Regions from separate parts of the Homo sapiens genome. Here region 1 is linked to region 2. Evidence: chromatin loops called from intact Hi-C (ENCODE). Cell type or tissue: Caco-2. All regions are shown on one strand. Links, peaks and the distances in the headings refer to the core of each region. The heading gives the core; the rest is flanking DNA. Region 1 has its middle 27 kb from the start of ANKFN1. Region 2 overlaps ANKFN1 (ankyrin repeat and fibronectin type III domain containing 1).

Region 1 (2,919 bases), core at 96-2,595, 50 kb before region 2:
AGGAACAAAAACCAAAGAGGTGGAAGAACAGTTGAATAAAAAGGAACCTGGGAAAAAAGGAGAAGACTCCCTGAAGGTCTCATAGAAGAAATGAGATTGATCTCTCTTGAAGGGTGAGTAGGACTTCCATAGTGGGATTACTAATAATTATAATGATAACTAAAAGGTATTGTGTGCTTACCATGTTCCAGATACTGGCTAGACCATGTGCTCATTTTATCCTCATCATAGCCCTGTAAAGTAAGTTGTTTCTATGATAGTTTCCATTTTACAAATGAGGAAACACAAGGAAAGGCACAGAGAGGCCAGTTCACTTTCTCCAGGCATGTGGATCGTTCGGTAATAAAGTTATGATTTGAATCCATCACTGGAACTCCACAGCACACACTTTGAATACTAATGTTCTAAGTAGAGATGGAAATGCTCCAGGCACAGGTAAAGCCATGAGCAAAGGCAAGACAAGAGAGGGAAGCAGCAATGCACCCCACACAGCAGGGGCAGACAGGCCGGCAGGGGCCACCATGGTGCCAGACAAGGCTGGGAAGGTGGTCTGGGGACAGTCCGGGGTCATGTTTTCCCTTCATGAGAATGAAGACTATGAGCCACAGAAAAGAAATACCGAGTCAAATTTGCACGGGGAAGCATTATTTATGTGCTGTCTCTGGCCCCGCCCGGGGCTGCTGTTGTGTGGGGAACGAGGATCCCAGCCAGTGCCCCTGGACTGTTCTGTGGGCCAAGGAGCTCACTGCAAAGTCACACTTTGGAGAATAAAGCTGCTGGTGATGCCCAGAGTGGCCCAAATAAAAGTCAAATACCACATTCAGTCCTCCAGGGGTGTTTTTGCTATTAAATTAAGTCTGGAAAATAAATAATTGTCTTTGGATTTGATTTGAGAGATTTTTGGTCATTGAACACTCAGGAAAAAAAAAGGGGGGGCTATTTCTTGAAAGATTCCTTGACTGGCTCCCCCTGCCAGACGACAGCGGATCACAATGAAGGCATGCTGTCTGCAAAGAGATGCTTTTCTCCCCCTTCTTGACACAATTATCCCAGAAAAATAGAGGGGGGAGGGGAGGCTTCGTCATATGTTCCAATTTTTATTGCTACATTCCTTGGATGGCTCCATATGTTTACCTTTTGCTGACTTTAGACTTGGTGTTCTCTGTGGCTGCTGGCGTCGGCCACAGAATTCTTTCATGTCTATTACTTTATTAAGGAATGTAAAAGCCACATACAGACCGACCAGGGGACACAACAGTAGGAGACACAAATAACCCTGAATGCGCTGGCAAAGAGGAGGCTTCACACCTAATTCTCCCAGATGATTTGTAAGGCTCTCCAGGACCAAAAGGGGGCACTCTTAGCACTTGCTCCCAAGCCCAATCAATAATACCATTTTGATAAGTAAAATAGTGCAGAAACAGCACCAGGCTTTAAGATTGGTCCTGATGAAAGCAGAATGGGGTGAAAGAAACCACCCTCATTACTAGATATTTAAATTTTTTTTCTGACTTTTCATCAACTAGAAATAGAAGCTCTAAATCATGGGGAGACAGTTAAAATTAAATGGGATAAATGCACAAAAAATTGCTTTGCACAATGCCTTGGCATATCTATCATAAATGCTCAAAAAGAGTAGCTATTACATACTCAACTTTTACTACCTCTTAAAAGGGGCACTGAAGCTAGGTCCAGATTGGCTCATAGCACAAGAGTGTAATCATGAAATGGGTCTTTATATTGAATACCATTAGAAGTGAGGGCTAACAGGTAATCACTCAATTCCTACAGTGCACCGAGCACTTTGCATAAATTATCTTGTTATCATGATTTTGTAGATAAGGAAATTGAGGCTCAGGATGACTAAATATATTGTCCTCATATGTAGGAGAGGCGGGATTTGAACCTAGGTCTGTCTGATTGATTCCAAGCCTGAGCTTTTCCTTTTTTAAAATTTTATTTTACTTTTTGAGAGACTCTTGCTCTGTTGCCCTGACTGGACTGCAGTGGCACGGTCTCCGCTCACTGCAACCTCCACCTCCCAGGTTCAAGCTATTCTCCTGCCTCAGCCTACTGAGTAGCTGGGATTACAGGCATGTACCACCACACCCAGCTAATTTTTGCGTTTTTAGTAGAGACGGGGTTTTGCCATGTTGGTCAGGCTGGTCTTGAACTCCTGACCTCAGGTGATCCACTCACCTCGGCCTCCCAAAATGCTGGGATTGCAGGTGTGAGCCACCGCACCCGGCCAGCCTGAGCTTTTTCTATCAGACAAAAAACACAGTTTAGGATCTTCTGCTCATAATGCATTAGTTTCTCACTTAGTCTCAGACCCCCACAATCACTTTACCAAAGCCTGAAGCCAGTGCCAAAAAGCTCTAATCCCTTGTAGATACAATTCCATTTCTATTCAAAGATCCTAACTAAAATTCTTAACTTTTTCAGCAAAGCTTGTTTGTGGAGAAAGGAAGAACTGGGGGCTAGGTAGTGAAGGTAATTCCTATGCCATCAGCCTCCAAAGATGTTTGTTGGTATCTGGAAGATCCTTGCTTGTTTTCCTTTCAATGAGTCTCTCCAGGCTTCTGCACCTGCTATGTAATAGCAAAACTATTGTTATGAAACACACCAAAACCAAGTCCTCAAACTTCACAGAAGAATTCACTTTATTTCAGCACCAGTCCTCTCCCCTTTTCCTTCCCAGGATCTTCACTCAACTTGAAGATTTCTGCTTTCATAGGAGTTTGTAGTCTGCACTGTAACCACCCAATACATCGACAGGTTAAAAAAAGAGAGCTCTTGCTCAGAAAGAGCTAGAAAGACTGTAGAGCCTAAGGGGTTTGTTTTTACCTCCCTCCTGGAAGCCAATAGCCCTTTTTTTTTTTTTCCTGGGAGGTGCTCAGTGATTAAGAGTAAAAATGC
Region 2 (2,919 bases), core at 206-2,705:
GATTCCCTTCATCTTTCCCCTCCCCCAGACTGAATGTCAGTGTTTGAAAGCCAAGCTTAACCCTGGGGATTTGAGAGGGAGTGGCAGGGAATGGGTTTTACTCAGGTCAAAATGAGTCTAAAAGATACATAAGCTTAAGTGGACCTTCTTTCTTTATTTTTTTATTAAGTGGGAGGGAGTTAATTATCTCTCTCTGTGCCATAATTTCTATTCCTGTTTGCTGATCACCCCCACCCACCTTTTGAAATGAAGAGTAATACAGGAAAAAAACCTATATCCACGTTTGTATTAAGCAAATATTTTCTAACTTTTACACCCAGACTACCATCTACCATTATTCTTTGATGTCTGCAGGATTTTACTTATACATAGTAAGATATCAAAATAAGTGCTCTATTGATTGAGGACCTACTTCATATTGTCATTTTTCAGTCTGGAAAAGGTTACTTATAATATGACAGGGTAGGAATTTTGAGTGCCAGACAGTTAGTTCTTGTTGGTTTGTTTGTTTTTGTTTTGTTTTGTTTTTACAAGGAGAGAGGTAAAACTAACAAACAAAAAAATAACAACTAACAAAACACCTAGATATAACTGGTTGGGAGTGAAGACACTAACACTCATGGACATCAACACCTTGAAATCCCCTGTGTTGTCACAAAGATGATGCCACTGTACCTGGTGCTGTGAGGTGGTGAGTTGAGTTGTTTGGGGAATTTCCTATACACATTGCAAAGCCCTTGTGAGACATCTTCAGAAATGAGCAACTCAGCTCATGAAGTCAGAGCCAGTGAGGCCAGTTGACAAGCGATGGTGAAGTCCAGATCCCCACCTGCCTTCACTGGATAAAATGCCTTGTCACCATCCATTTCCACCATTCCCCACTCCCTCCTTGGACTACTCAGATATGCTTACTCCTGCAGTCCCAGCTGTAGAACTTTCCAGCCCTATGCATTCAGTTATCAATCAATGGAGATCTCAGCTGCACTTGGGCTGGAGCAGGACAAACCAGCCTTTCTTTATGCCAACAGGGAATGCTTGAAATAACTTGACACACAACTCTGATTGATGCAGCCACAGTTTACACTCCACACTTCAGACGGTTTGAAATGGCTAGAATTAATAGCCTATTATAAGATAGTAGGGGGGTGGGGGAGTTGGGGGTGGGAGGTCTGGGAAAGGGAGGCAGGAGAGAGAGAGAGACAAAAAAATACCTTTTTTATGATCTCCTAATTTAAATCTATTTATTTGATTTTTGCAGAGTGTGACATGAAGGGGGGTACTGGGAGGGGAGGATTGTTCTTATCACCCTGCTGTGAGTCCACTGGGGGGCTCCAGCCAGCTTGGCACCAACTTAATGCATTTTTCTAGTAAATGATGCGAATCCATGTGGCTGGGCAAGGAGGGGTTAAAGAGGCTAGGGAGTCAGGGACTGAGGGAGGGAAGAATGGCAATCGCTTGGTTCACTTGCTTTCATGCCAGGTTCTGCTAGCCAGCTGGAGAGAGGGGAAATGGAGTTTAAAACCCCTGGTAAGGAATTTTTCCTTGGTCTGAACATTGTTTAAATTCCTGAAGTGGGTGATCCCTGTAATAAATACCTTGGACTTTGTAAGACAGATATATTTACTCAAGTTTAAAGTTTGGATTTGATGGATATGCACTTGGGAATGCACGGGATCGGAGTGTTTGTTATAGGTTGGAACCCATTCAATGCGCACAAGGAGTTAAGAGAACTCCATTTATAGCAAAGCAGACTGTCTTCACCATTCTTTGTGGTCACTATGTCAAAGTCTGTACTTGATCCCTTATTTCGAATATCGTTGGCCCTCAAAAGACATTAAATGAGAAAGAGAATTTGGCCCAAGGTACTCAAAGCACTTTTTTAAGACTTATGTGCAAATGGAGCCTTGAACTAGGTCACCTGTCTTGTATGTAGGAAAACACTTCTTTGAGGAGAGAGTAGATAATATGAAGCAAAGGACAAAGATGAAGGTAGAGCCAGAAAGAGCTGAACACTCCAGCTTATGTTCTATTTTTCCTGTAATGTCACTGCCTCAGGACTGATTACATATTGTAAGAGAAAAAAATTCATCCTATCATTGGGAGTATGGAGTCTCACAGGACACAATGCCTTTTGTCCAGATTGAAACACTTGCTATTCCCCTAAAGAATGTTACTCAATCCTATAACTTAAAACAAGCAAGCCAGGTAATTCCAAGAAGGCCAGGTTGGAGTTTCCAGGAACTCATGCCAACTTTGCCCTCCTTGACTGTAGAATCGTAGGGATTTCCCCAGAGCCCCCAGGTGAAAGGCCCCCCTGCCCTTTTCTCCTTGGTGAATGACATGATTCCAGCCTGACCGGCAGAGTGAACAGTTGACTAGCCACCACGGATTCTGTTCAACCATTTGGTTTGGTTTTCCCAAGGGGGTTCCCATCTAACCACAGGCCTATGCCAGAGCTACATGATCTTGCCAAGCTTCACGGGGTCCATGTTTAAGGGGGTGCAGCCTCAGGCCACTGTGTGCATGCCCTTCTGCCACTGCCCAACAACACAGATGGAATTTTGGTTTCCCAGCATGGGAATGAATGCCCATTTTCCATGATGCATATGTGTGATGTGAAAAATCATCTCACCTTGGGCTTAAATAGGCCTCTCAGAAGCAAGAGCCAAGTACAAGCTGGAGACTCCTGTTCCATCTTCCCTGTTGAAATAGGTTACAAGGGAATATTTTTCATAATCCACTTACAATGAATTTTCCTGCTTTGGCTGATGCTCAAGCCCACACATCAGTGACTCCCACGTTCCAGATGACTTAGTTGCAGGAATCAGAATGTGCCTCACAAAATAAAAGATCAATATAACATTTGTTTGAGAAACCACATTCCTCTTATAGGCTGAAGTACGTGATGTCTGCAACAGC

Evidence for each region. A loop is a pair of places that touch in the nucleus more often than their neighbours do. Peaks named below come from ENCODE experiments on the same cell type or tissue, not always from the same donor. Only the 100,000 strongest peaks of a DNase experiment are listed, where the experiment ranks them.
Region 1: a loop joins it to region 2, with 8 times the contacts of the local background. A loop is called at or near these places in 2 of 110 quality-filtered maps.

The regions. Positions count from the first base shown.
Region 1 is chr17:56,125,364-56,128,282 of GRCh38, forward strand. It overlaps a transcript of ANKFN1 not described here. Among named protein-coding and RNA genes, the nearest start is that of ANKFN1, 27 kb to the right of the region's middle. In Caco-2, for the core only: a CTCF peak has its summit at 1,363 (motif pointing right); a DNase peak (open chromatin) is centred at 1,278.
Region 2 is chr17:56,174,786-56,177,704 of GRCh38, forward strand. All of the region lies in intron 1 of ANKFN1 (ankyrin repeat and fibronectin type III domain containing 1), which reads left to right. Among named protein-coding and RNA genes, the nearest start is that of ANKFN1, 23 kb to the left of the region's middle. In Caco-2, for the core only: no CTCF peak of the experiment used is centred there; a DNase peak (open chromatin) is centred at 1,466.